Regions from separate parts of the Homo sapiens genome. Here regions 1, 2, 3, 4, 6 and 7 are each linked to region 5. The links are chromatin loops, found by intact Hi-C in ENCODE. Cell type or tissue: CD4-positive, alpha-beta T cell. All regions are shown on one strand. Region 1 overlaps LOC107984515 (a long non-coding RNA gene). Region 2 overlaps TESPA1 (thymocyte expressed, positive selection associated 1). Region 3 has its middle 49 kb from the start of TESPA1. Region 4 has its middle 100 kb from the start of DCD. Region 5 holds the start of MUCL1 (mucin like 1). Region 6 has its middle 53 kb from the start of OR9K2. Region 7 has its middle 54 kb from the start of DCD.

The links. Hi-C counts contacts between places; a loop is a spot of excess contacts. Peaks named below come from ENCODE experiments on the same cell type or tissue, not always from the same donor. Only the 100,000 strongest peaks of a DNase experiment are listed, where the experiment ranks them.
Region 1: it touches region 5 in a loop (5-fold over the local background); 8 of 110 quality-filtered maps call a loop at or near these places.
Region 2: it touches region 5 in a loop (9-fold over the local background); 59 of 110 quality-filtered maps call a loop at or near these places.
Region 3: a loop joins it to region 5, with 3 times the contacts of the local background. A loop is called at or near these places in 13 of 110 quality-filtered maps.
Region 4: it touches region 5 in a loop (2.6-fold over the local background); 20 of 110 quality-filtered maps call a loop at or near these places.
Region 6: it touches region 5 in a loop (5-fold over the local background); 24 of 110 quality-filtered maps call a loop at or near these places.
Region 7: it touches region 5 in a loop (15-fold over the local background); 10 of 110 quality-filtered maps call a loop at or near these places.

What each region holds. Positions count from the first base shown.
Region 1 is chr12:54,991,660-54,995,659 of GRCh38, reverse strand. All of the region lies in intron 1 of LOC107984515 (a long non-coding RNA gene), which reads right to left. Among named protein-coding and RNA genes, the nearest start is that of TESPA1, 8.9 kb to the right of the region's middle. RefSeq lists an enhancer at 3,548-3,597. In CD4-positive, alpha-beta T cell, CTCF peaks have their summits at 2,046 and 2,250 (motif pointing left); DNase peaks (open chromatin) are centred at 2,289 and 3,509; H3K4me3 peaks cover 535 bases; H3K27ac peaks cover 812 bases.
Region 2 is chr12:54,956,354-54,960,353 of GRCh38, reverse strand. All of the region lies in intron 10 of TESPA1 (thymocyte expressed, positive selection associated 1), which reads left to right. Among named protein-coding and RNA genes, the nearest start is that of TESPA1, 26 kb to the left of the region's middle. RefSeq lists an enhancer at 984-1,033. In CD4-positive, alpha-beta T cell, CTCF peaks have their summits at 1,907 and 2,106 (motif pointing right); a DNase peak (open chromatin) is centred at 2,103; H3K27ac peaks cover 1,345 bases.
Region 3 is chr12:54,933,439-54,937,438 of GRCh38, reverse strand. It overlaps the pseudogene LOC105369778. Among named protein-coding and RNA genes, the nearest start is that of TESPA1, 49 kb to the left of the region's middle. RefSeq lists an enhancer at 1,249-2,448. In CD4-positive, alpha-beta T cell, CTCF peaks have their summits at 1,686 and 1,894; a DNase peak (open chromatin) is centred at 1,968; H3K27ac peaks cover 1,369 bases.
Region 4 is chr12:54,747,013-54,751,012 of GRCh38, reverse strand. No RefSeq gene overlaps it. Among named protein-coding and RNA genes, the nearest start is that of DCD, 100 kb to the right of the region's middle. In CD4-positive, alpha-beta T cell, CTCF peaks have their summits at 1,425 and 1,627 (motif pointing left); a DNase peak (open chromatin) is centred at 1,622.
Region 5 is chr12:54,852,174-54,856,173 of GRCh38, reverse strand. MUCL1 (mucin like 1) reads right to left here and starts at 1,658. Exons shown (of 4, transcript NM_058173.3): 1 at 1,534-1,658; 2 at 1,017-1,058. The coding sequence starts at 1,591. RefSeq lists an enhancer at 3,290-3,459. In CD4-positive, alpha-beta T cell, a CTCF peak has its summit at 2,038; a DNase peak (open chromatin) is centred at 2,073.
Region 6 is chr12:55,071,325-55,075,324 of GRCh38, reverse strand. No RefSeq gene overlaps it. Among named protein-coding and RNA genes, the nearest start is that of OR9K2, 53 kb to the left of the region's middle. In CD4-positive, alpha-beta T cell, CTCF peaks have their summits at 1,817, 2,031 (motif pointing right) and 3,022 (motif pointing right); DNase peaks (open chromatin) are centred at 2,094 and 3,044.
Region 7 is chr12:54,700,121-54,704,120 of GRCh38, reverse strand. No RefSeq gene overlaps it. Among named protein-coding and RNA genes, the nearest start is that of DCD, 54 kb to the right of the region's middle. In CD4-positive, alpha-beta T cell, a CTCF peak has its summit at 1,701 (motif pointing left); a DNase peak (open chromatin) is centred at 1,720.

The sequences.
Region 1 (4,000 bases), 140 kb before region 5:
GGAGGACATCACCAATCTACCAAGATTCGTATGTGCTAGACTCAAGGTTAAAAGATTACCTGGAGCAGGTCAGAACTTGGGTACCAGAGTCCCAGACAAAAGGAAGGCCTAGGCTGGGTGCGGTGGCTCACACCTGTAATCCCAGCACTTTGAGAGGCTGAGGCGGACAGATCACTTGAGGTCAGGAGTTCGAGACCAGCCTGGCCAACATGGTGAGACCCCGTTTCTACTAAAAATACAAAAATTAGTTGGGTGTGGTGGCAGGCGCCTGTAATCCCAGCTACTCGGAAGGCTGAGGCAGGAGATTTGCTTGAACCCAGGAAGCACAGGTTGCAGTGAGCTGAGATCGCACCACTGTACTCTAGCCTAGGAGCCAGAGCGAGATTCCATCTCAAAAAATAAAACAAACCAAAAAAAAAAAAAAAAAAAAAAGGAAGGTCTACAATGTGTCAGAGTTGAAGATAGTAAAATCACACACTCACAGTTTCTAGGGTGACATTTCTAAACATGGTTCTGATTTTATCCTATCCAGCTCAATATATTTTTGATGACTCCCAACTCTTAAGAAGATAAAATACCAAAACTAGTAGGTGAGAGTTGAAAGCTTAATAAGGAATAGGATATTGACATAGTTTGAAAATATTTAAAAGTACTTTTTAATTTAAAAAGGAAAATTATAAATTTACAGTGGAAAAAAAGAATACCACATTATATTACCAATAATAGGAAAACTGATACTACATACTTCCTGATGTGATGCACTGGGGAGACATCATCACATGTAGTAATCCTGACAAAATTGTCTAACGCAGATTGAATCACATGAACTGCAGACAAATCAAATTGAGAGATGCTCTACAGAATAGAAGGACTATACTCTTTAAAAATATCAACATCAAGTACACCATGGACACAAAGCAGGAAGCAACTTTGGGTCTACTTGAGGGTAATGAGTGGGAGGAGGGTGAGGATCAGAAAACTACCCATTAGGTACTATGCTCATTACCTGGGTGATGAAAGAATGTGTACAGCAAACCCCGCAACACCCAATTTACCCATGTAACATGTACCCCTGAACCTAAAACAAAAATTGGAAAGGAAAAAAATTCAATTTCCATGAAAGATAAAGAAAAGTAGAGAAAGAATTTCAGATTTAAGGAGACAAAAGAGACATGAAAACTATATGCAGTGTGTGATCCTACATATTATTTGGAAAACAATAAAGTCTGTAAACTAGATGATTGTATCAATGTTATTTTTAAAATTTTGATAATTATACTATAGTTATGAAAATTATTGTCTTTAATTTTAAGAGGCAAAGGGGCATAATATCTACAACTGATTCTCAAAATGTTGGGAAAAAATACATTATAATAAAGCAAAATATTAACAATTTTAAGTCAGAGTGACAGGTGTACAGAAGTTCTCTATTTCAAAGGAAAACTGTTAAAGTTAAAACAAATTTCATAACCCAAAATATGGTATTCAAGATTTCTTAGATCTAAACTTAATTTAGGTTAATTATCTTAGGTTCCACTCACTCTTTCTCATAACACAACTCACAGTATAGCCATGCTGAGCTACTTGATTTTTCCCAAACATACCCTATACTTTTCCATCTTGGTATTTATGCTCACTCAAATCTCTCTGTGAGTACAGACTACTTTTTACTCCTTAACCTTTTGAAATTCTATTCAACCCTGAAAACTGTTTAATTTAAAATGAGCAATCTGGCCGGGCATGGTGGTAGTTCATACCTGTAATCCCAGCACTTTGGGAGGCTGAGGGGGGAGAATTGCTTGAGCCCAGGAGTTTGAGACCAGCCTGGGCAACTAAGTAAGATCCTGTCTCTACAAAAAAATTAGCCAGGCATGGTGGTGGTGCCTAGTCCCAGCTACTCGAGAGGCTGAGGTTGGAAGATCTTTGGAGCCCAGGAGGTCGAAGCAGCAGTGAGCCATCACTGTGCCACTGCACTCCAGCCTGGGCCCTGGGGAGACCCTGTCTCCAAAGACGAAAAAGAAATCCAAAAAAATAAAAGGAAGAAATCTTCGATTGCTTATTCAGCTCCTAAATTCGTTCAATCTCCTGTGATACAAATCAGACAAACAGGGGTTGTCCAGATACTCCATAATTGGGTTAATTCATCAGTCTGGGTTAGACAACCTCCTGGGCAGTGGGCTAATCTGAGATTTCCACCTATGTAACTGTGAGATTAAAGAATGGGTATAGGCTGCCACCTGGTGGTCATTAGGAGTACAGTCTTGAGCTGCATAACAATATTCTGATCAAGGATGGACCGCATATACCACAGTCTCGTAAGATTATAATGGAGCTGGAAAATTCCTATCACCTAGTGACGTCGTAGCCATGGTAATGTGGTAGCACAATGCATTACTCACGTTTACTTGCATGTTTGTGTTGATTGCTCGTGTAAACAAACACTGCGTGCCAGTCATATAAAAGTAGAGTACATACATCTACGTATAGTACATATTTAATAATGATAATAAACAACTGTTACTGGAGTAACAGTTTTTGTATGTAGTTTATGTATTTACTGCATTATACTTTTATGTATAGTGCTCTGTACCTATACATATACTAAACTGCACTATACTTTTATGTATAGTTTATGTATAGTTATGTATAGTTTATGTAGTTTATGTGTTTACTGCACTATACTTTTTATTGTTGTCTTACAGTGCACTACTTCTACTTGTTTAAAAAGTGAACTGTAAAGCAGCCTTAGGCAGGTCCTTCAGGACCTCTTCCAGAAGGCATCGTCCTCATAGGGAGATGACAGCTCCATGCCCCTGAAGACCTTCCAGTGGGATAAGATGTGGAGGTGCAAGCCAGTGATATTGATTATCTTGACCCTGTGTGGGCCAAAAGTAATGTGTGTATTTGTGTCATAATTTTTTTAAAAAGTTTAAAAAGTAAAATAAAATAATTTAAAAATTAAAAAAGCTTATCAAATAAGGATATAAATAAAATATTTTTGTACAGCTGTACAATGTGTGTTTTCAGCTAAGTGTTATTAACAAAAAAGTCAAAAATTTAAAATTGTATAAAATAAAAAAATTACAGTAAGTTAAGGTTAATTTATTAATGAAGAGAGAAAAATATTTTTAAGTAAGTTTAGTGTAGCTTAAGTGTCCAGTGTTTATAGAGTCTACAGTGATGTACAGTAATGTCCTAGGCCTTCACGGTCACCTGCACCCACTCACTCACTCACCCAGAGCAACTTCGAGTTCTACAAGCCACATTCATGGTAAGTGTCCTATACAGGTGTACCATTTTTTATCTCTTATACTATATTTTTATTGTACTGTTTCTATGTTAAGATGTGTTAAGAGCTACAAACACTTCCCACTGTGTTCCAATTGCCTACAGCATTCAGTACAGTAACATGCTGTCCAGATTTGAAGCCGAGGAGGAATAGATTGCATCATATAGCCAAGGCGTGCAGTAGGCTATACCATCCGGGTTTGTGTAAATGCACTCTATGATGTTCACACAAGGACGCATTTCTCAGAGCATGTCCCCGTCACTAAGTGATGTATGACTGTGTAACAGGTTGGGGGTTCATCTGTGAAGACAGAGGTTTGCAGGGTGGGAAAAGTCAGAAAGAGACACAATCTTACTTAATTCATCTATGGATCACAATATCCACTTTTGAGATTGTTTTCAGGATTCAAGTTAAGATATATTAGTCATTTTTCGCAGAGTATTCACTCATTAAATGATAGTATTATTAGAAATATAAAACATTACACTGGGAAGAACCCTAAAGACAGTTTATTTTTACTTCCTCATTTTACATTTAAGGACTCTGAAACCCAGAAAAGAAGCAGAGTAAGGCCTAAAGGACAGGATTTTTTACTTCTCACTCCTTAACGCATAGGTCAAAAGGGACAGGTTCAGTGTAAGTATAGGGAAAATTATAATATGTAGCTGTGGAGCACTTTAAGTCATTTAAATCTCCTTCACTCCCACTTTC
Region 2 (4,000 bases), 100 kb before region 5:
CCTCCAGATATGAGTTTTTCAGTATTAATTTTTTCAGAGATATCTCTTATACCTTTAAATAGTTTGGCCAGTAATTTATTATTTAAACTAATGAAAATTAATCTTTCTGTAGTTTTAACCACCTATCTGCTACAACCACAAAGAAAATGGCATAAGGGATAATGGTATTTTCCCCAGATAGTATAAATTAAAATCTTTATTGAATTAAGTAAATAAATCTTGCTTAGAGATTCCTTTATTTTGGATATCTTGGTACCATTTTCTACATTTTCTAGTCTAATTGTTTTCTTAGTTAATACTCCAAAATTTCAGTGGTACTTGCTCAGACACACAAAGATATTTACAATTCTAACTGTTTTAATTCTAATTCTCTGTGGTTTTAGGAATCTAATCACTCTTGTTTCTCTCTTACCTACTACCTACATCTCAGGGTATATGAATCATATGTATGTATTTAGTCACAAAAGAGGTAAATAGCAGAAGGCATCAATATGTCATATGCACTTCAAGAAGTTTCAGATGGTTTCAGTTGCTGGTCTGGCATGTTAGGAGCTAGAAGCGGCCACTCCACCCAAACAACAAGTAAAAACCTGAACAGACTGAAAAATTAGTAACCGTTCTAGACCCATCAGAGAAGTGGGTCACAGGGCAAACCACTTCTCCTCAAATTAGAGAAATAGGCAAATGCAAAGATTTATGACTTGTTAGAGCAAAAACCCCAAAGCATAAACTCCCCCAGGAATCAGAACCACGGTAGAGAACCCGGACAATAACCGAGGAATTACTGGATGCTCAGCATGGACCAGTCTGAGAAATAAAAACTCTAGGGAGACCCAGTCATTGGGAGGCCCCTTGTTTCTGGGAGTCTTACTTCTAGGAGCTCAACCATGTTCTCACAGGAAATACTGGAGAAAAATCCCCTAGTGTTTCCCGCAGGGGGCGGGAGAAAGGAACCATTTTGAAATGCAGCAGAGCATTCTATTCCTCTTAACAAAGTCTTCCCTCGGGAGAAACTAGATACCAAAAACCTAACCGGATGAGGTTTTATCAGAGACTAACCGACCTGAAGGAAGGGAAACACCCAACTCCTGCCTACTCTAGCCATCCCGTCCCATTAAAGGGGACAGAGAGGATGAGAAGCACAGGTGAGAGTCACAATCCAGAGGCACAGTCTCACTGGAAGACTGAGACCTAACCATAAGACCATGGAACGCTTCCCTTCTCCCTAAACCTTACCACCACATTACTAAAAGCCTATTTACATCAATTTCTTTTACTCAGTACATCGCGTCCAGTTGTAAAAAAAAGACATAGTAAAAGGCAAAAACAGGTTGAAGAAACAGAGAAAACGTTAAAACCAGTCTCAGATATGACAGGGATGTTAGGATTATCAAACTGGAAATTTAAAACAACTAAAATGATAAGGGCTCTAATGGATAAAGTAGTCTGTGCGCAAGAACAAATGAACAGAGAGATGGAAATCCTTAGAGTAAAAAAAATGCTAGAGATAAAAAATGGTGTCACAGAAATGAGGAATGCCTTTGATGGGCTTATTGGTGGACTGGACATGGCTGAGGAAAGAATCTCTGAGCTTGAGACTATAGCTATAAAAACCACCAAAACTGAAAAGCTAAGAGAAGACTGAAAAAAATATAAGAGAATATCCATGAAATGTGGGACAGTTACAAAAGGTGTAACATATGCATAATGGAAATTCCAGAAGGAGAAGAAAGAGAGAAAGAAATAAAAGAAATATCTGAAACAATAATAATTGAGAATTCCCCCAAATGAATGTCAGATACCAAACCACAGATCCAGAGAGCTCAGAGAACACCGAAAAGAATAAACACACGCACAAAAAAACGCAAAAATCTACACCTAAGCTTATAATTTTTAAACTACAGAAAATCACAAGTAAAGGGAAAAATCATAAAAGAAGCCAGAAGGAAAAAACACCTTACCTATAAAAAAACAAAGATAAGAATTACATGCAACTTCTCCTCAGAAAATGTGTAGTATATACTCCACAAGTAGGTTCTTGCCAAGAATTGAATTTACTCTAAAATGCAACACTTTGCTTAAGTGTTGTTTGTCCAGCAGATGTCAGCCTTGCACAAGAAAAAAAATGCCAAGATGTTCCACAAAGCAGGCTGTGTGCAGGATTTATATGGTTATACATTCCTGGGCAATCTATGCAATGCAATGCCCAGAACACAAGTTCCTCTCACAAACCTGTCCCAACTTTGTCTAAAGGTCAGTATTTTAAAATATCAGAATTGAATTGCTAGGGAGAAAGTATTGCTAGGAGTCATACATTTCAAGTACCTAACTAGATTCCATTTTCTGCCAGTGATGGGGCTTCATTACAGCAGGAGAGGCAATGGTTTAAAATGCTGTATTTTATTGATTCTAAGGCACACATTTTTCCACATTTTAACATCTCTGAAATTAGGTTGTGCCTTAAAATTCATAGTGTCAGCCAATTTAGTTGTCTTTTTTTGCCTCCTTAAGTGGAATGTAAAATAATTATGAGTCTTACAAAAAATGGTTTATGATCATCAATGAAATAGCATAACTTTATAAATTAAATGCACTTTTTCTCTCAAGTAAGTTAGGAAAATATTTTGTGATTTTTTTCTATGATTACCTAGAAGAATAAGAGATCTCTTCTTTCCTGACGCAGTCTTTGGCTGAGGAAGGGGTCACAGTAGTTCCCAAATTTTTCCAATGTCCTGTGCATTTGTTTAACCATCTTTTCACAAAGCTATAACCTATTTCTCTCAATCCACTCCTCTATTACCCTTTAAGAAATCTCAAGAAGCGGAGAGAGCTATAGCAACAGCTCAGTACTGCCAATATTAAAGCCTGTGTGATAAATATGGAAGGGGGAAGTTCACTCACCACAATCAAAGGCAGAGCTAAGTGGGATAATTTTTTTCAGTTCTGCTGGGAAATAGTCCCACTTCTGCCTTTTTCAGAGTCTGTAATTATTTCCTGGAGATTAGTGATCTTCCATTATAATGTCGTTTTAAGTTCCAGGTATTAACTACTACTTGTTAGTAGTGGATAGGAAGTGGTAGCAGCACTCAGCCAGCCACCGTGTAGCGTTGTGCAGCCCATGCATTGCCCAGAGACACCCAGCTGAGTAGGCAAATGGGAATTAGAATCCAGCCCTACTGAGCTTGCCATCCAAAAACTCTAGGGCTTTCATCTTCTAAGAGCGAGCTCCATTTTTTTCTAATTCATTCACATAGGGTGAGTGCCTTTCTGTAATTAGCACAAGGGCACTGCTGTGGTTTGAATGAGTCTCGCAAAGTTGGTATATTGGAACCTTAACCCCCCATGCAGTGCTGAGAGGTCAAACCTTTGAGAGGTGACTAGGTCATGAGGGCTCTGTCCTCGTAAATGGATTAATGTCACTATTGTGGGAGAGGATTCGTTATCTCAAGTGAGCTTGTTATAAAACCAAGTTTGGCTGTGTCTTGCTTTCTTGCCCTCTCACGCTGTCTTCCCCCTCCATCTTCCGCCATGGGATGATGCTACAAGGAGGCCCTCACCAGATGCAGGCTTTTGACCTTGGATTTGCCAGCCTCCAGAATTGTAAGAAATAAATTTCTTTTCTTTAAAAATTGCCGTTATCTGTGGTATTGTCATGGCAACACGAAATGAAGTCAAACAGGCACCTTTTCTATTAAAAGAGGACCTTGACCCGCAGCCAACAGCTTTCTTCACTTGCCACCTTCTCATTTAGTCTCTGCTGGGAAAGAGGTTTTAATCTTCCTCCAAGTTCCTGAGAAAGGATGACCCACATCTTTCCTCATAATTTCCACCATGCTCAAAAATGTCAAATTCACAGCCCTTTCTATTGGTTTCCTGTGTTGACATTTAAACCACTTGACCTTTATCACACTTATAAGCGGCAGAGCCAAGGAGAAAGTTTTTATTTTTTTGTCGTTCTTTTTGTTTCTTTTACCAGATCTGAGGTAGCACAGGTCAATAT
Region 3 (4,000 bases), 81 kb before region 5:
TAACCATCACATTAGTGCTGACTGATTCATGAATCATTCCTTGCTCAAATAAATTCTTTTAAATCTAATTTGTCTAAATTTTTAACAAGGTCTCCAGAGTTGCTAAAATCTAGGGATTGGGTGTTTATTTCAAGTTAGCTCTTCAAGTTAGCCAGATTCTCAGGTATTTGGCTCTAGTTAGATTCAGAGACAGCTCAAGAGCACCCTGAGAGTTTCCTCATTTGTTAAAATGGGGATAATAATATAAAGCTTGCTTTCCTCTCAAGTTATTGTTGTGAAGATCAGACAAAAGAATAAGAGAGTGCTTTCTAAACCAAGTCAAATGTATACCAGGGAATTATATTTTTTTTACAAGTCGCAGTTTAAGGCACAGTTACTCCCTTTTCATATTCCACCACTCCCTAAACTTACCAGTTATTGTATCAACATTTTAAGAAAAAAATACATTGTTCTGCATTTTAACCTGTTGACTTTCAACAGGGTGAGTCAGGATGCAGTGATCTGCGTAAGGGTGCCTTCTGATCTTCGCACATGCAGGAGGAGTAGAGAAATGTACACAGGACTGAAGGTAAAGAAACCTTGATTCTTGTCTCATCATGGCTCCAACCTGCTGCCTGACCCTGGACAAGTCTCTCTCCATCTTTCAGCCTCAGTGTTCTCATCCACTTCCAATTCCACCTGCACCAGCCCACATCTTCTATTTACCCCTTTCCTGCCATAATTTTTCTCCATAGAACTTATCCTATTTCACATTTTATGTTTACTTATTTAATGTGTTCATTGTCTCTTTCTCCTTAGTAGAATGTAAGCTCATGAGGGAAGGTATTTTTGTCCTTTTTGTCCACTATTATCCTCAAGGGCTAGAATAGTGCTTTATGCCTGAGTTGCTCTGTGACTAAATACATGAACGAATGAAGACTAAGGATATTAAACTAGATTACCTCAGATTTACCAATATTAATTGTTTGAATCTTTGATTTAGTCATGAGGTATTTTTCCATGTGGTTTCTTTCTACCTTGCATTATCCTCCCCCAAATGAATTATAAGAAATACTTTTACATTCAATGAGCTTAAAAACAACCAGAATGATTCAAGTTAGATCTAAAGGCTTTCTTATACACTGAAATGAATTCTATGTTAGTTCCTACAACAGAAATAGATCTCAAGTTATCCATTTGAATACAATGTGTTTCTCAATGTATATCACTACTAGAATGCAGGCACTGGGCCCTTCTATTCATAGGTATGCCCAAAGAAACAAGGTAAGCAATTTGAAAGTAGAGCCTTAGAAGCTACCCGATGGAACAGTATGAGGGAAGCCTGGGCCCATTTCCTGTCCTTGAGGAGTCTAGTTCTTCAGAAGGAAGTGAACCTGCCCAGTTGCAAAGAGACGGTTGAGATTTTTTTTTTTCTAAGTTTATTTGTTACTAAAAATGCCTTAAAAATGCATTGGGCTGTGCCATAGATTTGAGTTTCTTCCCTCTGAAACTCATGTTGGAATTGTATCCCCAGTGTGGTAGTGTTGGGAGGTGGGGCCTAGTTGGAGGTTTTGGGGTTATAAGGGAAGATCCCTCCTGAATAGATTAATGTTCTCTTGTGGGGGCAAGTTCTTGTTCTCTCTTGTTCTCATAGGAATAGATTAGTTCGTAGGAGAGTGGTTTGTTAAAAAGAGCCTGACTTCCTTGGTTTCTCTCTCTTGCTTCCTGTCTCACCATGTGATATGTTTGCATGACCTGCCTTTCTACTTTCCACCATGACTGCAAGCAGCCTGAGGCCCTCACCAGATACAGCTGCCCAATCTCAAACTTTCTAGCCATCAGAATTGTGAGGTAAAAGACCTCTGTTCTTTATAAATTACTCAGCCTCACGTATTCTATTATAGCAACACAAAAAAGACTAAGACTATTTCAGTTTGTCCAGTGGGTGTCAGGATGACTCAGCTGAAGAAAGAGCAGACTGAGTAGGAACTGAGTCATTGCTTACATGTCTAAGCCACGTTGTTACCTGCAAAGAACAGAGAACGGATGTTCTTCCTGCCAAAGAATTGGAGGAGAGAAAGAGCTAAGATTTCAGTATAACAAAGTTAAGAAAGGACCCAAGAGGGAACTAACTGTCAGTAATAATAAGGAAGCACATGACGATTACTGAGCAAGTGCTAAAAACTTCTGCTTTGGAAATCCTTGCAAACAAAAATTTTCCATAAAATTGAAAGGGCTGTGAGTTCAGAAAAACCTTTAAGAATTCATGGCAATTAAGAAATGTGGGCCGGGCGTGGTGGCTCATTCCTGTAATCCCAGCATTTCGGGAGGCTGAGACGGATGGATGACCTGAGGTCAGGAGTTTGAGACCAGCCTGGCCAACATGGTGAAACCACGTCTCTACTAAAAATACAAAAAATTAGCCAGGTGTGGTGGCGGGTGCCTGTAATCCCAGCTACTCAGGAGGCTGAGGCAGGAGAATTGCTTGAACCCGGGAGGTGGAGGTTGCAGTGAGCTGAGATTGTGCCATTGCACTCCAGCCTGGGCAACAAGAGCAAAATTCTGTCTCAAAAAAAAATGTGATTAAAAATCAACTATGCTTGTAGAAAGGTAGAATTATTGGGAGTGGAAAGGGATGATTAATTCCTGATGATCAATTTTTGAGGTCCTACCCAAGAGTCTATTATACTTTCTTCTTAGAAGAAAAATGGTTGAAACCTCTTCATCCTCAATGTGTCTGTACCCCTGTGAAAGGGAAATAAAATCTCAGGACTCCAACTCACTATACCAAAGGGAAAAATAAAGCTTTGAAACTGAGTCATGTAAAATGCTGACTTTACTTTTGTTCCTAAACAGATAGTTATGAGACAGGAGGACATATATCTACTCAAGGGGCCTCCCTCACCGTGACAATGTAAATTAACAGCTTATCTTTACAGGTATGGAACAAAAGGAAACTAAAAATTGTCCCCCTGTCCACCCTGAGATGAATGCATATTTGACTTCTCCTCTTTGTTTACTTTAACTTAAGCAAAGTACAGATTTATGAAGTGCAAGACAAATATATAATTGGCTATTCCTCTATCTTTTCCTTTTCACATGTAACAGGTAGATTCAGTGATAGCTAACCCAAGCCTCACAAGAATGTGACCATATTCTCCCTTTTTTTTCCTTCCTCCTTTCCCCACCCACCCACTTTTTCCACTTTAAATATTGAAGCCCTCAAAATCCTCTTTGGAAAAATTGTGGGCCACAGATCCTACCGTGGCTTGTGTCTCTTCTTCCTAGGGACAACCTCAACCTTGACAAAATGAACCTTTAAATTAATAGAGACACTGTTTTAGGTTTACAAATTGGCAACCATGATGAAATTCTGAGTGGAGGTGGCCCTTGACCTGTGGCAAAACTCCTAACGGTGCCTGATACTAACTTGGGCTATTTTTATTGCTCAAACCAATAGGACAACTTGCTGAGGTCTGGGAGCTTCATCCTCTCCAGTGAAGCCTTGATCTCCCAAAATTGGAGTGAGATCTAAGGTTTATTTTGCTATTACAATTCCATTCTGGAGTTCTGCTTGCTTCTGGAAAGGAAGGTGACTTTTCCTGCTTTTACAATGGTAGAGAGCAGTCTTTAGCCTGAGCCTCATTCCTGGATAACAGCTAAGTTGAGATTTTGTCTTAAAAATTCTCTTTAATGACTAAGTTAGTGCCAGAGGTATTCAAACCAGGTGACTCCATCTTGAATAGGGGATGGGTAAAATTAGGCTTAGACCTGCTGGGCTACATTCTTAGTCACAGGATGAGAAAGAAGGCTGGCACAAGATAAAGGTCACAAAGACCTCACTGATAAAACAGGATGTGGTAAAGAAGCCAGCCAAAACCCAACAAATCCAAGATAGCAATGAAAGTGACCTCTAGTCATTCTCATTGCTCATTATACACTAATTATAATGTATTAGCATGCTAAAAGATACTCCTAACAGCATCATGACAGTTTACAAATGCCACAGCAATGCCAGGAA
Region 4 (4,000 bases), 110 kb after region 5:
ATTTCTTGGTTACAGGCTGGTTCTCAGGCAAACAAATTTTAGAAAAGAGTATGTGGAAACTGAGTATCTGGAAATGTATTCCCTTTAAGCTACCAGTAGCAGTATATAGCCAAGGTGTGCATAAGGATTACTGGTATCACAGTTTCCTAGACATCTCTACTTTAGGAACCACGTGCAAGATAATAAGCAGTTCAATCAATCTAATCCAATAACTATTTAATAGCTGGCTACAGGTTGTGAAATAACAGGTTGTAAAAATGTAAAACAAAGAATAAGAAGAACATGATTTGGGCCCTCCCAGAAAGAGGTAGTCGAAAAGCTCTGGAAAGACAAATAGGAGTAGGGACACTAGATGATGAGGATGCGAGGGCTTAAAATACAGCAGATGATGGAGCAAGTACTGGAGGCGTCCACGTGTGCCAGGAAAGTCTGAAAGTGAGGAAGGTGGAAGCTGGTATAGGTGGAAAAAAAAAGATCCTTTGTTTGAATGTGAAATGTGGGATCAGGAGCAGTCTCCCATTAAGAGGTTTTAAAAATATGAGCATCTACAAGAGAGAGACAGACCTCAGTCAAGGAAAGAAAGTAGGGAGGTTGTGCCATTGCACTCTAGCCTAGGCAACAAGAGCAAAACTCCATCTCGGAAAAAAAAAAAAAAAGAAGAAGAAGAAGAAAGTAGGGAGGAAGCAGTTGTTAAAAGGAGTTTGTTAACCACAAACCAAAAAACCTTGCTGCTTTGCTTTTCTTGACTCTTTTGCACATTTATCTTTCTAAGGAGCACTTGCTTAGAAGAAAAATGGCTTGGCCAAGGCAGAATATTCTTTGATTTTTCTGGCATAAAAACCTTCTTGGGAGCTATGGCAGTAATTGTAAATGACATGATGCTGGAAATATCCTTGAGTTCCTTCAAGAGAGAAACAGAATGAGCAGAACAGGTGAGTAAGGCTGTAGGAATGTGATACCATGGTAGTGCCCATAGGTAGCACCAACACTAATGTAGCATCAAGATGCCAGGATTCCCGGAACCACAGGAAGGGAGAAAGTCAGAATTTTAAGCTTCATCTATAGACCCAAAGGGAGAACAAGGAGGCTTCAGTAAATCCCTGGGGTGGGGTAACGATATTAGTGCTTTTGATGCAATTATTTGAAAAATGAAACACTTTATTTCCATCGATAGTTGGATGTGTTTCACCAATAAGCTTTTTTTAATCGACAAATAATGATTGTATATATCTATGGGGTACAGTGTGCTGTTTTGATATATGTATAGATTGTAGAAAGATTAACTCAAGCTGATTAATATATCCATCACCTTCCCTAAATAAGCTTTTGACGTAGGTGCTGAAACTGAAAATGTAACCAGTGCCCAGGGTCTGAGGCAGCTGCAGAGGAAGCCACCCAGATTCCACCCACACCCACCCTCCCCAGAAAGGATTCATGTGGCTGTAATTGGGGAAAAAAAGAAATATTCTTAAAAGCTAATTTCTCTGTAGGATCAGGGTGCAGAATATGCAATTTAGAGACATAACTTTTGTATGGAGATATGAAAATGGGAGGAAAACAAAACCATTCAATAGAGGGCATTTTCTATTACTGGCATTGCATTAAATTGGGCTATACTGCCATCTGCAGGTCACTGTAAAACTGTGCAGTAACGAAACTTAAGACGCTGTATCCAAAAGTAAAATCAGGAAGAATGAACAAGCAGCAGAGATAAACTCCATTGCACTGTGTTCGAATTAACTGATTTCAGTTCTACATGGATATATTAAGTAAGCATCTCTGGAAACATCAAAGAACATGTATAATCAATTGTTTGGTCTCAAGTGAATGTATGTGTAATATTTTTTCACAGCATCAGCTACTTTACCATCTTTGCCATCAGAATAATGGTAGAGTGCAGGCTCTAAGCCAGGCTGCCTGAGTTTGAATCCCAACTTGACAACTAGAAGATCTTGGACAAGTTATGAAACTTTCTCTTGGCCCCATTTTCCTCATCTAAAAAATAAAGGTAATAATAATGCTTAATTCAAAAGATGAGTTTGAGAATCAAGCTAAATTGTACATGTAAATTGTTTAGAATAGTGCCTGGCATATTGTAAGTGATCAATAAATTTTAACTATTATTCTTCCAAGAAGCTGACCATAAGTTTGTTAAACACATGGGATAACAGGAGAAAAAATAAAGGTTAAGAGTCCCAATCCCCCTCACCATCACTCTTGCCCAGAAAAGAGGAATATGCTACGAGTTTATGATTGGTCAGATCCCAGGATGCTATATAGAAAATTGGGATATTAACAGGCCTCTACTTGTGAGTAACACTAATTTAGTTTCTTTTTTTAATTATTATTTCAACAGTTTGGGGAACAGGTGGTGTTTGGTTACATGGATAAGTTCTTTAGTGGTGAGATTTTGGTGCACCTGTCACCCGAGCAGTGTACACTACACCCAATGTGTAGACTTTTATCTCTCACGCCCCCCCACCCTTCCCCCAAGTCCCCAGAGTCCATTATATTATTTTTATGCCTTTGCGTCCTCATAGCTTAGCTCCCACATATCAGTGAGAACACACAATGTTTGGTTTTCCATTTCTGAGTTACTTCACTTAGAATAATGGTCTCCAACTCCAGCCAGGTTGCTGTGAATGCCATTATTTCATTCCTTTTAATGGCTGAGTAGAATTCATATATGTATTCCATGGAATTATATATATTATATAATATATATATAAAATATCACATTTTCTTCATCCACTCGTTCATTGGTGGGCATTTAGGCTGGTTTCATATTTTTGCAATTGCAAATCGTACTGCTATAAACATGCATGTGCAAGTATCTTTTTCATATAATGGCTTATTTCCTCTGGGCAGATACCCAGCAGTGGGATTGCCGGATCAAATGGTAGTTCTACTTTTAGTTCTTTAAGGAATCTCCATACTCTTTTCCACAGTGGTTGTACTATTTTGCATTCCCAGCAGCAGTGAAAAAGTACTCCTTTTTCACCACATCCACGCCTATAATTTTTTTTATTTTTCAGTTATGGCCATTCTTACAAGACTGTAGTATCACACTGTGGTTTTAATTTGAATTTCCCTGATCATTAGTGATGTTGGGCATTTTTTTATATGTTTCTTGGCCATTTGCATATCTTCTTTTGAGAATTGTCTGTTCATGTCCTGAGCCTACTTTTTGATGGGATTATTTGTTTTTTTCATTCTGACTTTGAGTTACTTGCAGATTCTGGATATTAGTTCTTTGTTGGATGCATAGTTTGCGAATATTTTCTCCCACTCTGTGGGTTGTCTGTTTGCTGATTATTTGTTTTGCTGTGCAGAAGTTTTTTGTTTTAATTAAGTCCCATCTCTTTATCTTTGTTTTTGTTGCATTTGCTTTTGGGTTGTTGGTCATGAACTCTTTGCCTAAGCCAATGTCTAGAAGACCTTTTCCTACATTATCTTCTAGAATTTTTATGGTATCAGGTCTTAGATTCAAGTCTTTGATCCATCTTGAGTTGATTTTTGTACAAGGTGAGAGATGAGGATCATTCTACATGTGGTTTGCTAATTATCCCAGCACCATTTATTGAATTGAGTGTCCTTTCCCCACTTTATGCTTTTGTTTGCTTTGTCAAAGATCAGTTGGCTGTAAGTATTTGGCTTTATTTCTGTGTTCTCTATTCTGTTCGCATGGCCTATGGGCCTGTTTTTTACCAATACCATGCTGTTTTTGTTTTTTGTTGTTGTTGTTTGTTTGTTTGTTTGTTTGTTTTGAGTCAAGGTCTCACTCTGTCCCCCAGGCTGGGATGCAGTGGCACAATCTTGGCTCACTGCAACTTCTGCCCCCTGGGTTCAAGCAATTCTTCCACCTCAACCTCCCAAGTAGCTAGGATTACAGGCACGTGCCACCATGCCCAGCTAATTTTTGTATTTTTAGTAGAGACTGGGTTTCACTATGTTGGCCAGGCTGGTCTTGAACTCCTGACCTCAAGTGATCTGCCCACCT
Region 5 (4,000 bases):
TGTGAGAGCCACATTAGATATAACAGGAGAAATTAATACACTTCTGATAGTAAAAAAATTCCCCATTAATTACTATATGTACAAAGGGGACTGGGTAAGAGTTTTGAAAATTATCTCTCTCTCTCTAGACCTTACACAAGAGCTATTGATAAGGATCAAGAGTCAGGCCCCACATTTGTGAGTTAGACTCACCTCAGCAAATAAGTAGCTCCACCTCCAAACCCACACTCTATCCATGCTGTCTCAGGCTTTATTTAAGAGAGAAAATATTTTTTAAATGGGGCCTCACATGGCAGGAAAAATATATGTGAGGTCTGACTAAAGCTAATGCCCTTGTGACCAAAGGATGCAAATTCCCAAGATGCGAAGGATAAAGACAGACCCCCTTAACTTGTGCATGGGCACAACACACACACAGTACAGAATGTGAAGAACACTTTGGGAGAAGCCCAAGAATGACTAAAGGCTTTGGTCTACCACCTTCGTTTTCAGGTTAGAGAAGGGAAACAAACATCAGCCTGGGAATAAGGAATATAGACCATTACAAAGAGTAAAGCTTAGAACTGACCCCTGCACTCCACATCCCACACACCACCCTCACTTGTGATCCAAATGGACTTATTTTCATATCACTTCAAATTCTGAGACCCACTGGTCTCTTTTTGACACTGGCTATATATTCAGTCCTTCCATTTATTAGAGGCATCTCTCAAAAATTCTCAGGCTACAACATCAGACCTCATGCTCTTGTGCCTTATGCTGGAAAACAATGAATAATAAGTCCACATTTGTATAAGTCTATGGCCTAGATTTCATATATTCTAAGAATGTATAAGAAATAAGCAGATTCACTATGTTTGTGGTGAATTTTAAAATCAGGAATATAGCTTTCACAGACTTTTGCTTAGGATTCCTTATAACAAAGACTATCCACATGGAAACTGGCTGTTTGACATGAGGCTGGAAGTGAAAAATGGTTATTGCTGGAAAGAGATGACATTCAAGTGCAGACTCACTAGCTGGATACGTGTCAGCTGGAGCAGCTGTTGTCGGATTCTCTGAAAGAGAAGAAGGAAAAATTAAGATGTTAGCTGAATACCAGTTTGGAGGATGGAGGTAAGAGAGAATATGGACAATATTCCAGACTTTACAATGGAAGACCCTCAGTCCTTGGTGTACCAGTTGAGGAAGAACAAGTGCACAGATAAGATAAAACCCATGAAAACCAATAAAAACCTAATATGTGGTCATTTTTCCTTTCCCGAAATAAACCTCTGATTACCTTCTTGAACATATTTTACTAACAGTAACAATAAACTTGGGTTCCAAGGTATTATTGAAGTAAGATCTGACTGAATTAAGAAGAGCCTAAGGATAACCATCTCCATCTTGAACGGTCAGTCAAAATGGTGATAGAACAAGTTAGGAGAGGTAAAAAAGCACATTCTAAGCAACCATAAGCCCACATCTTTAGAGGAGATATTTTATGTATATTCCCACAAAACTTATGTTCAGGTAAGAATCTTTACTTACGGGCAGAGACCAGAAAGATGGAAACTCCCAAGAGTACCAGGACTGCTAAGAACTTCATGGTGGTGACCTGAAGATCAGGGAGCACAGACAAAAATGCTTCAAAGCCTAAGAGAAGGCAAGGCGCTGACTTCAGGATTCCACATCCTGACAATATATATGCAGAGGGCACCAATCAGGAGCTGTCAACCAGAATCCAGGTTAGGTAATGCCAGGAAACGTTGGGACACAAACCACTGGAGAATCAACAACACAGCCAGGGGCCCTTTGGAAAGGTTGTGAATTCAAATCATTGGTTCTGGCTAAACAGGTTTCAATTCGAGTCTCTCATGTTAAATATGCTCCAGGCAACTTCTCTTCCAGGCATCCTCTTACATGTAGGGTATAGTGTCTCCATAATTACCAGCTCCTATGACAGGTTGGAGATGCCCCATAACCAGCCTTCCTGAAATCTGCAGTGCTCTTTTCATAGATTCTAGGAGTCATACACTTACAGAGTGCTTAGACCTCTGTCTCCCCCTAGGGGAATAATCAGGGTAGAGCAGCCTGATCCAAAGACCATCCGGTGTAACTCAGGCTGTGCATTCTTCGAGTCATGGCCTCCCTCCTGAACATGTAATTAGGTCATCTGACACTGGTGCAGAGTGAGTCCAACACTGAATGATCTAAAGAACGAACTATGACCTTACTGGATTTAGCAACCATTGTATAAAAATTCAAAATCAAGGAGTAAGTATACAGAATAAACTAACATTTGTTAATTCATGCATCCATTTAATCAATTTTTTCATTCAAAAAACATTCATTGAGCATTATTGTATGCCAGACACAATGCTAGATGTTAGAAAAATAACAGCGAACAAAGCACACAAAAATTTTATTTAATACATGGTTTTGCAGGAATTCATACACTAAAAAAGTAAAGAAAGAGAAAACACAATGTATTATGTGTGAGGTGATAAGGCCTAATAAAAAAAGAAGGCAGGAAAGAAGAAAGGAGAGTTTAGAGATGGAAAATGGGGAGCAATTTTATATAAGGTGACCAAAAAAGGCATTACTGAATAGGTGATATTTGAACAGACTCTTAAGGAGCTGAGGAATCAACAACGTGGTATATTTGGATAATGCAACGGAAAGGAAATGGTCAGTCTGAAGGAAAGCAATGGTGAGTGCATGTAGAATATGGTCATCCAGACTTCTCTGCAGTTGTTGAGTAGGGCCCAGCACTGCCCCAAGTTCCATCAATCTACTTGCCCTTTGTCATAATGGAGCCAAGCTGCTAAGTAAAGACAGCAAGGGAGGAAAACAATCCACATTTACAGCACAATCAAGTGCTGGACCCAACTGAGGCCTCAAAGAGGGGTGATGAACATTTGGAATACCCAGAATCATAGGGAATTCTCTACATTTTAAAGATTTCCCTTGCTTTAAAGTTCTTCTTCTTCATACAAAGTATGCCTTTTTGGGTCATACCCTCATTGGAAGGATCTCTGTAATCTGGAAGAGCACTGAACATCTATTTCTCCTTTTATTGGAGAGTCTGTCTGATAACAGCAACCAGTCTACTCCCCAAAACATGCTAAGAGGTCCCCATCAGGTGAATGAAGAAAGGCAGAGGAAATTCTTGAGGGAGTGGTCTTCAACCTCGGAAAGACAAGTCAGTGTCCTTGTCCTGGGTAAACTCATATCTTCCATGAGGCACAGAGTTGTCATAATATGGTGAGAGATTAGCATAAATAACGCTAAGAAAAAAACACATATTCTGAAGGAAAAGTGAAAGAGAAATATTTAAAAGAGATAAAGAAGGAAGGAAGACTTAAAAGACAGATACTATCTGATTATACCCCGTAGGGAATAAGCCCTACAGTCACCTTTGTAAGGCCTCCCAACAACACTGACACAAATTGAAGGGTCTTCTAGGAGACGGTTACTTATTGAGAGCCCACTGTGTCCCTCCACAGAGGCAGAGACCCACCACACAGACTTAAGACAATGACTGGCTTGCTAAGAAAAAAAGATTAAACATATGTATCAGTTAGGGTCCCCTTAAGAGATCAAAACTGCACAGTGGATTAAACAGGAAAAGTGTGATACAAAGAATTTCTAAAGTTTGATATATGAGTAGTTTTTCATCTTGAATGAATTTTTGTATAAGGTGTAAGGAAGGGATCCAGTTTCAGCTTTCTACATATGGCTAGCCAGATTTCCCAGCACCATTTATTAAATAGGGAATCCTTTCCCCATTGCTTGTTTTCGTCAGGTTTCTCAAAGATCAGATGGTTGTAGATGTGTGGCATTATTTCTGAGGGCTCTGTTCTGTTCCATTGGTCTATAACTCTGTTTTGGTACCAGTACCATGCTGTTTTGGTTATTGTAGCCTTGTAGTATAGTTTGAAGTCAGGTAGTGTGATGCCTCCAGCTTTGTTCTTTTGGCTTAGGATTGACTTGGCAATGTGGGCTCTTTTTTGCT
Region 6 (4,000 bases), 220 kb before region 5:
AGTTGGAGAAGATGAGTTAAACCCAATAAAAGTCACTGGTTAGTGATTTATAGACAATGTCAAGTAGTCTATGAATCATTTAGGGGGTTTGAATTGGAACTCTACATATAGAAAAAACATGTCTCCTAGTCTCCCAATCACTAGTGCTCTTAGAACTTCTCTTTCATCATTTAACAATTGCAACTACAACACAAAAACTTTCTTCATTTTCAGTCCTATCCAACAAACCCAGAATCTCCCCACTGGGATTTATTATATTCATACTGTTTCTAGGCAGAAAATAGTTTTCATTAAGATGTAAATTTAATGAATTTCTGAGCAACTTGTTTCTGCTCCATTTGGCATGGTGCCTTGCCGGCTTAGTCCAGGTGCTTCCTAATCGTCATAAAAGTGGAAACAAAGAGCCGAAGACCAGCTTTAAGCAAATGTTTTCTGTTAGACTTTTCAACCTGCCAATAACTTTTTCATGTTGTTTGCTTTTTATCAAAGCAATTGGGAAAAAAAATAGAATTCCATGATCTTTAGATGAATAGATGTTTATTTTAAATTTAGGAAGTCCCTCACCATCTCATTATTTTTATCCCTAGCTCAAACATGAATGGAAACATGCTTAAGAACAGCCACGCTGATTGAAAATTTGTAAGAATTATACATAAAACATACATATGTGAACAATTTCAAACAAAAAGGGAACACAGAAGACTAAACATGACACTTAAGGAGAAAATACAGTGACATGTTATAGAAAAAATTAGAAATATCTACAATACAGAGAGATCTGGAAAACCCTTCAGAAATAAACAGCAGATGATCTTAAAAGAAGAATGATGTTGCCATTTGATTTCTTAAAGGTTGCACTGAAAGAATTGAGTCAAGAAGTTAGAATCTAAAATTTTATAACGTAAGTGTAAGGATATCATAAAAATATTCTCAGATAAACAAAGCCTAAGAAACTGTACCACAATAAATGTAACTTTTAAGAATTCTTGGAAGAAGCATAAAGCAGTAGAATAACATAATGAATAAGTTTAAAATCCAGCTCCTCCATTTGATAGCTCTGTCATTGATGACCTCAGGTAAGACATTTAACCTCCTTAAACTTTAATTTCGTCATCTTTAAAGCAGGAACAATGATAGTACATATCCCAGAGGACTATGATGATTAAATAGATTAATGTGGCCAGGCGCAGTGGCTCATGCCTGTAATACCAGCACTTTGGGAGGCCAGGGTGGGTGGATCACCTGAGGTCAGAAGTTCGAGACCAGCCTGCCCAATACGGCGAAACCCCGACTCTACTAAAAATACCAAAATTAGCCAGGCGTGGTGGCATGCTCCTGTAGTCCCAGCTACTTGGGAGGCTGAGACAGGAGAATTTTTTGAACCCAGGAGGTGGAGGTTGCAGTGAACTGAGATCACGCCACTGCAGTCCAGTCTGGGCGACAGAGCAAGACTCCATCTCAAAAATAAATAAATAAATAAATAAATAAATAAATAAATAAGATTAATGTATTTCATACTTTTATAAGACTACAGAAACAACAGTAAGCATTCTATTAGTGTTGTCTACTAAAACCTTTTGACATCATATTCAATGGTGAAAAGAAGATAAAGGCATACAGATTGGTCAAGAAGAAGTTTAAATTTCCTTATTCAAAATTACATAATTTTGCATATAGAAAATCCTAAGGATCTAGCCCCCTTACCACCCTCAAAAAACTGCTAAAACCGAAAGATAAATCTAAAAAAATCTTGGGATACAAAATTAATATATAAAAATCAATTTATTACTATATACTAACAACAGAAATTGTAAAATTAAATTTATTTTAATATTAAAAGTACCATTTATAATATCAAAATAAAGGTATAAATTTTATCAAGGATGTTTAATATTTCTACATTTAAAACTACAAAATATTGCTACAAAAAAATCTAAGTAAATGAAGATATCCTAAGGATTCCAAATTTTAAAAGAATGTGTTCCTTTGGGTGAAAATAACAACATATTGTAGGAAAATAAATCAGAGATTTTCCTAGTAAACTAGTGCATGCGGACAACTCAAACTACCGCAAGGTGGCAGCACATCCCCATGATAGCACCATCAATACTTGGCCTAGTCAGTGGTGAAAAGTCATGATGGGCTTCTGAGAGGATGTTCCTATTAAATCCTAAGTATTCGATCTACAAAGAACTAGGATCTTTTGATCAATTGAGCCCACATTTTCCTTCAGAGTCCAAAGAGGAAACTGAATTTCTGAAAATGTAGGCGACTTATCAAAGGTCAAAAATAGTTCATGACAGAACCAGGATTAGAACCTGATCTTTTAGTTTCCAGGGCAGCTCCTTCACAGTATTATAAACATTCACTGTGGCCTTTCTCTATCCCAGATCCTCTAGGGACTGTTATTTCTAAGAGAAATGATACGGTGGAATAACAAAATATGTAAACTAAGTAGTGAGCAAAATTTTTGCTTAGGTCCTCCTGATAGAGGCAGGAGGCAGAGAAATTCTAGGCAGACGGGGCGGGTCCCCGGTGAAAACCCACCTTCATGCCAAAGTGGCCTGAGACCTGCAGCCCAAAGTGAGAACTTCCATTCCTCTTTGCCCACTCTCTCCCAATTGGCTCTTTCTGAGTAATGTCTTTTTACCAGTCAAACATGGCCTTTTCCAAAACTACCTATGGCCTGCCCCCACTCCCATCCTGTGCTTATAAAGACCCCAGACTCAGTCAGTAGAGAAGAGAGGCAGCTTGACTTCACTGAGGTGGCTTGACTTCAGGGAATAGCTGGCTGGACTTCGTGAAAGAGCCAGCCGGACTTTGGGGGAAAGACTACCTGCTTGTCCCATCCCCTGTCCAGCTCCCCTGTCCACTGAGAACAATTTCCATCACTTAATAAAATTCTCCGCCTTCACCATCCTTCAAGGCTAACCTCATTCTTCTTGTCCAGCATCCAAGAGCTCAGAACCCACTGAGTGCAGGTACCCAAAAAAGGCTGCCACATTGGCTCTTTGCCCTTGCCAGCAGAGGGCAGCCACCCCACACAATGAGGCAACGGGCCAACCGAGCTGCTAAGACACTGCTGTCTGCAGATGGCAGAGCTATGAGAGCACTGCAAACATGCCCTCTGGGGTTTTGGGGTGGCAGGCACCCCCACCTGGGCACCACTGCAGGCTCCACACTGAGCTTGCTCCTGCTGGTGCCCAAAGCAGCTGGCTGGATCCCACTCACTTACTCACATGCTCTCTCTCACAAAGGGTTGAGTGTGGTGGGCCAAGTAAACAGGGCACCCCTGTCATTAGTCTGACAAAGGGGCTGAGAAAAATCCTGCATCACTCCAGACCTTTTTCTAGTTCCAGCTCTCCCTGACCTAACACTCTCCTTTCAGTATCTTCCCATTTCCTACCCCCTTTCCCACAACAAAATAGGAGATATTCTGATATCAAGAGCCTTATTCGTATTTTGGCTGAACTTCATTTGTTTATTTTGATGATAAAAGGAATGGATATCTCTCACGTTTAAGTAATATTGGGCTATAGAAGTAGATAAACCTTTTACTTGACCTTAAAGTCAGATTCTCATTAAAGCTGAACCCAGTCAGGTAACTAAATATTCTGGTTTTCCTGGGCCTGAGAGGTTTCTCAGTTCTAAAACAGGGAAAGTTCTGAGGTGGGCAACCAGGATGGTTGGTCACCCTAGCTCATTTATGTGAAACTGGGGTTTGTGGTGTGATGTACAACATGATGGACCAGACAAAACAAAATGCATCTGACCATCCCTTTTTGTACCTCTTGCCATCTCTCACTTCACTTCAGCCAACATATATAGGACTACTAAATGTAAGGCTCTGCTATGGTTTGAATGTTTTTGTCTACTCCAAACTCATGTGTTGGAAACTTAATCATCAATGTAACAGTGTTGGGAGGTGGCACCAAATGGGAGGTGTTTAGGTCATGAGGGCTCAGTCCTAATGAATGAATTAATGTTGCAATAAAGGAGC
Region 7 (4,000 bases), 150 kb after region 5:
CATGTACCCCAGAACTTAAAGTAAAATTTTAAAAAATAAAATAAAATAAAACTATATGCCTACTTTAATCCAGGTAGATTAAAGCCTTAAATGTGAAAAATAAAATGTTTAAACCTTTAGAAATATATACAATAATATTTCTATAACATATAGGGGTAGAGAAGCCCTAAACAAGGCTCAAAAAGCCCAAATTATACAGATACATTCTGATGAATATGACTGCGTTAAAACTTAAAACTAACCAAAACTGTCACCATAAATAAATCTAAGAGACAAGAAACAGACATAGAAGATACTTTCAACTCATATACCTAAGGAATAGTAGTCAGAATATTATAGAAAACTTTAATAACCTAATAAATTAAAGCAAAGTCAAGTGAGAATAGAAAAATGAGCAAAAAAGAGTAAAATGAAATTCAAAGAATAAATGCTAATGACAATAGGCCTATGAAAAGAAGCTCAATCTCACTGAAAATTAGAGGAATGCAAGTTAAAACATGGAGAAACCATTTTCATATTTATTGTATTTGCAAAATTTTTGTCTGATTATAGCAAGTGTTGGAGCAAATGGGAAAAATCAAATACATTTTGTACACCACCGCTGCTGAGCATTTGGCCCAATCATTTGGAGAACAACTTGGCAATGTGTACTAAAGTTGAAGATGTTCATATCACACAGTCCCACAACTCTATCTTATGTACACAACAGGTAAGAACAAAAACATTCTTGCTGGTTTTTTTGGTTTTTTTTTTTTTTTGAGACAGGGTCTCTCTCTGTTGCCCAGGCTGGAGTGCAGTGGCACAAACACAGTTCACTGTAACCTTGACTTCCTGGGCTTAAGCGAACCTCCCACCTCAGTCTCCCAAGTAGCTGGGACCACAGGCATGCACCACCACTCCCAGCTATTTTTTTTTATTATTATTTTTAGTAAAGATGGGGGTCTCACTATGTTGTCCAGGCTGGACTAGAACTCCAGGCCTCAAGCGATACCCTCCCAAAGTGCTGGGATTACAAACGTGAGGCACTGTGCCCAGCCTGTATTTTTAATAAGAGAAAGAAATAGAAAACCAAAAATTTGTCAACTGAGGAATAGATAAGTCAGCTATGTTCATACAACAGAATATTGCACAGAAGTTTAAATAAATGAACTAGAGATACACTTAGCACCAAAAATAAAGCTCAGAAGTATACTGTAGAGTAGCGGGGAGGGAAACAAGTTTCAGAAGAAAATGAAAGTGTGAGACCATTTATATAAAATTTTAAATCTGCAAAGCAATCCCGTATAATATATATGGGATTATATATTATATATATATAGTATATATATATAACTATTATATATATAGTTATAATGGATACTATAATGTATCCATTATAACTAATGGATACATGGTTACGTAACAAAAACTAAAAGCATGAAAGGCGAGATTAAACACTAATGAAAGTGGGTAGTTCTGAGTGGAAAGAGAGGATTCTAGGGTAAATTAATACTGTGCTGTTTCTTTTTTAAAAATGTTAAATACACAATTAAAATTTGATCTAGTAGTAGGTTCGTCACATGGGTATTCAATATATTATTATATTCTTGTGTATTTATTTGAATTATTTCACAAACTAGATTAATTGTAATCAGTTTTAAATACCTGTCACAGAATCATCAAAAATGAAATTCACACAGGCATTCAGCTAACATCTCAAAATTTAGTTGTCCAACAGCACCCTCTGCTGTTCTGTATAAGCTAGGACCAATTATTTACAGCAAAAATCAACACTGAAAAAGCTGGAGAGGTCTCTCCATATAGTACTTCCCCTCTTCCACCCCAGCAGCAAGCAGCCTCTGCATCAGAAGTACCATCTTTTGGAATCTGGGGAATATGGTAAAAACACATAGTTTGTGACAATTATTCTGTACAAAGATTTTCTCCCAGGATAATGAGGAGCCAGGGGTTTGAGGAAAGGTGTCTGTGCAGGGCACACACCCCAGAGAGAAGTCTCTGGGCCCCATGGCATCAGTATGTCATAGGCAAGATAATAAAAGGGTGGGTGGGGTAAAGGCGACACTGAGTGAGTGAAGGGCAAAGCTAGGGTCTGAGCTGCCAGTGGCCTGAGAAAAATCTGATTCAGCCCCTTTATTTACAAATGAGGACTTTGAGGTTCAAAAAGATCTCTTCCTGGATCACCCAGTGACTCCAAGTCACACCAAGAAATGCACCCAGGGAAAGGGAATTAGATACATGGTAGCACTCTGTCCTCATGTATGAGTCTTCATCAAGTCCTAAGCACTTACGTAGATGCTGCACTCTATTCCTGTTAATATGCTCTCCTTTCCCACCGTCTTTACCATGAGCCAGCCGGGCACATGAGGGGCTGTCACAGAATTGCCCTCCCATATTAGCTCAAAACTTAGAGCTGCTTAGGGCTTTGCCCTGGGAGGAGAATCTCACTGAGGGAGATGCTGCTGGACAAAATAGCCTGCCAAAAAGATCTGCCTCCCTGTACATTTCCTATTGCTGCTTAGCAAATTACCGCTAACTTAGCAGCTTAATAAAACAACACAGACCTCCCCATTCTAAAGATCAGATGTCTGAAATGGGTCTCACAGAGCTAAAATCAAGGCATCAGCAGAGCTGTATTCCTTCTCCAGGCTCTGGAGGAGAATCCATTTCCTTGCCTTTTCCTTAGCTCATGGCCCCGCTTCCTTCTTCAAAGCTGGCAATCACATCACATCACTCTAGACTATGCTTCCCATCTCCTTCTCTGACTCTGACCCTCTGCCTCCCTCTCTTACTCAGAAGGACCTTTGTGATTACCCACATAATCCTGGATAATCCCCTATCTCAATGTCAGTTAGATTAGCAAACTGAATCCCATGTGCAACTTTAATTCCCCCTTGCTATGTAACATAACATAATCACAGGTTCTCGGGATTAGGATGTGGACATCTTGGAGTGGGGGGAGCATTTTTCTGCCTACCACATTAGTCATAGCCAGTATTGGCTTGAAGAAAGGCTACATACTTCAACTCATGGTCTTCCCCTATCCTTTCCTGATAGTCTTCTCTCTGTGTGTGTGTGTGTTTCTCTCTCTCTCTCTCATTTGCAGACATACATATGCACATACACACACACACACACACACACAGGCCTTATCTCAATTACCAGCCTAAAAGTGCGCAAATAACCTCAAGAACAAGAATTGTATCATTTAACTTTCAATAATTTCACATATACAAGATGTCCCTCCCTCTCTGCATTACCACCAATGAGCTCTTCTATTCCTCCAACATCAACCGGCCCTTCTGAGATTCCTCTACAGCTCCAAGCCCCTCTACTTCCTGCATATTTCTATATCCCCTCAGGACATCGTTGAGCAAAAATTATTTTCATTTCAAGACATATTTGTTCAACACCTACTACATGCCAGAATTGTACACAAATATTCTTGCCCTCAAGGAGCACAGTGTCTACAACACAGGTCAACACACATGCAAACACACACACATACACACACACAAGCCAATTGCAGAGCTCAGTGCTGCACTGAAGAGTGCATGAGTGTCAAAAGGAAATAATTAACTCAAGCCTAGGAGGCGTGGAGAATCCACACAGGAGATGTCTTTTATGCAAGGCCTTAAGAACAGATAGCATTTTGACAAGAGAAAGGAAAGGAAATAATTAACTCAGGCCTGGGAGGCGTGGAGAATCCACACAGGAGATGTCTTCTATGCAAGGCCTTAAGAACAGAGAGCCTTTTGACAAGAGAGAAGGGTGGGAAGAGCATTCCAGACACAGGGAGTAGGATAAATAAAGGCAAGGAGATGGGAACATCTTGGAATGTTCAGGAACAGTTGGATGTGCCTTGAATGAAAGCAGTGGATGGAGGGAATAGGGTTGGGAAATGAGGCTAAAAGAAGTTTTAATCAGGTGAGAAAAGGCCTCAATGTCACTCTGAGTGGGTGTCCTGATTCTAGCGTTTCCGTGTTTCCTCACTGCTCTCTCC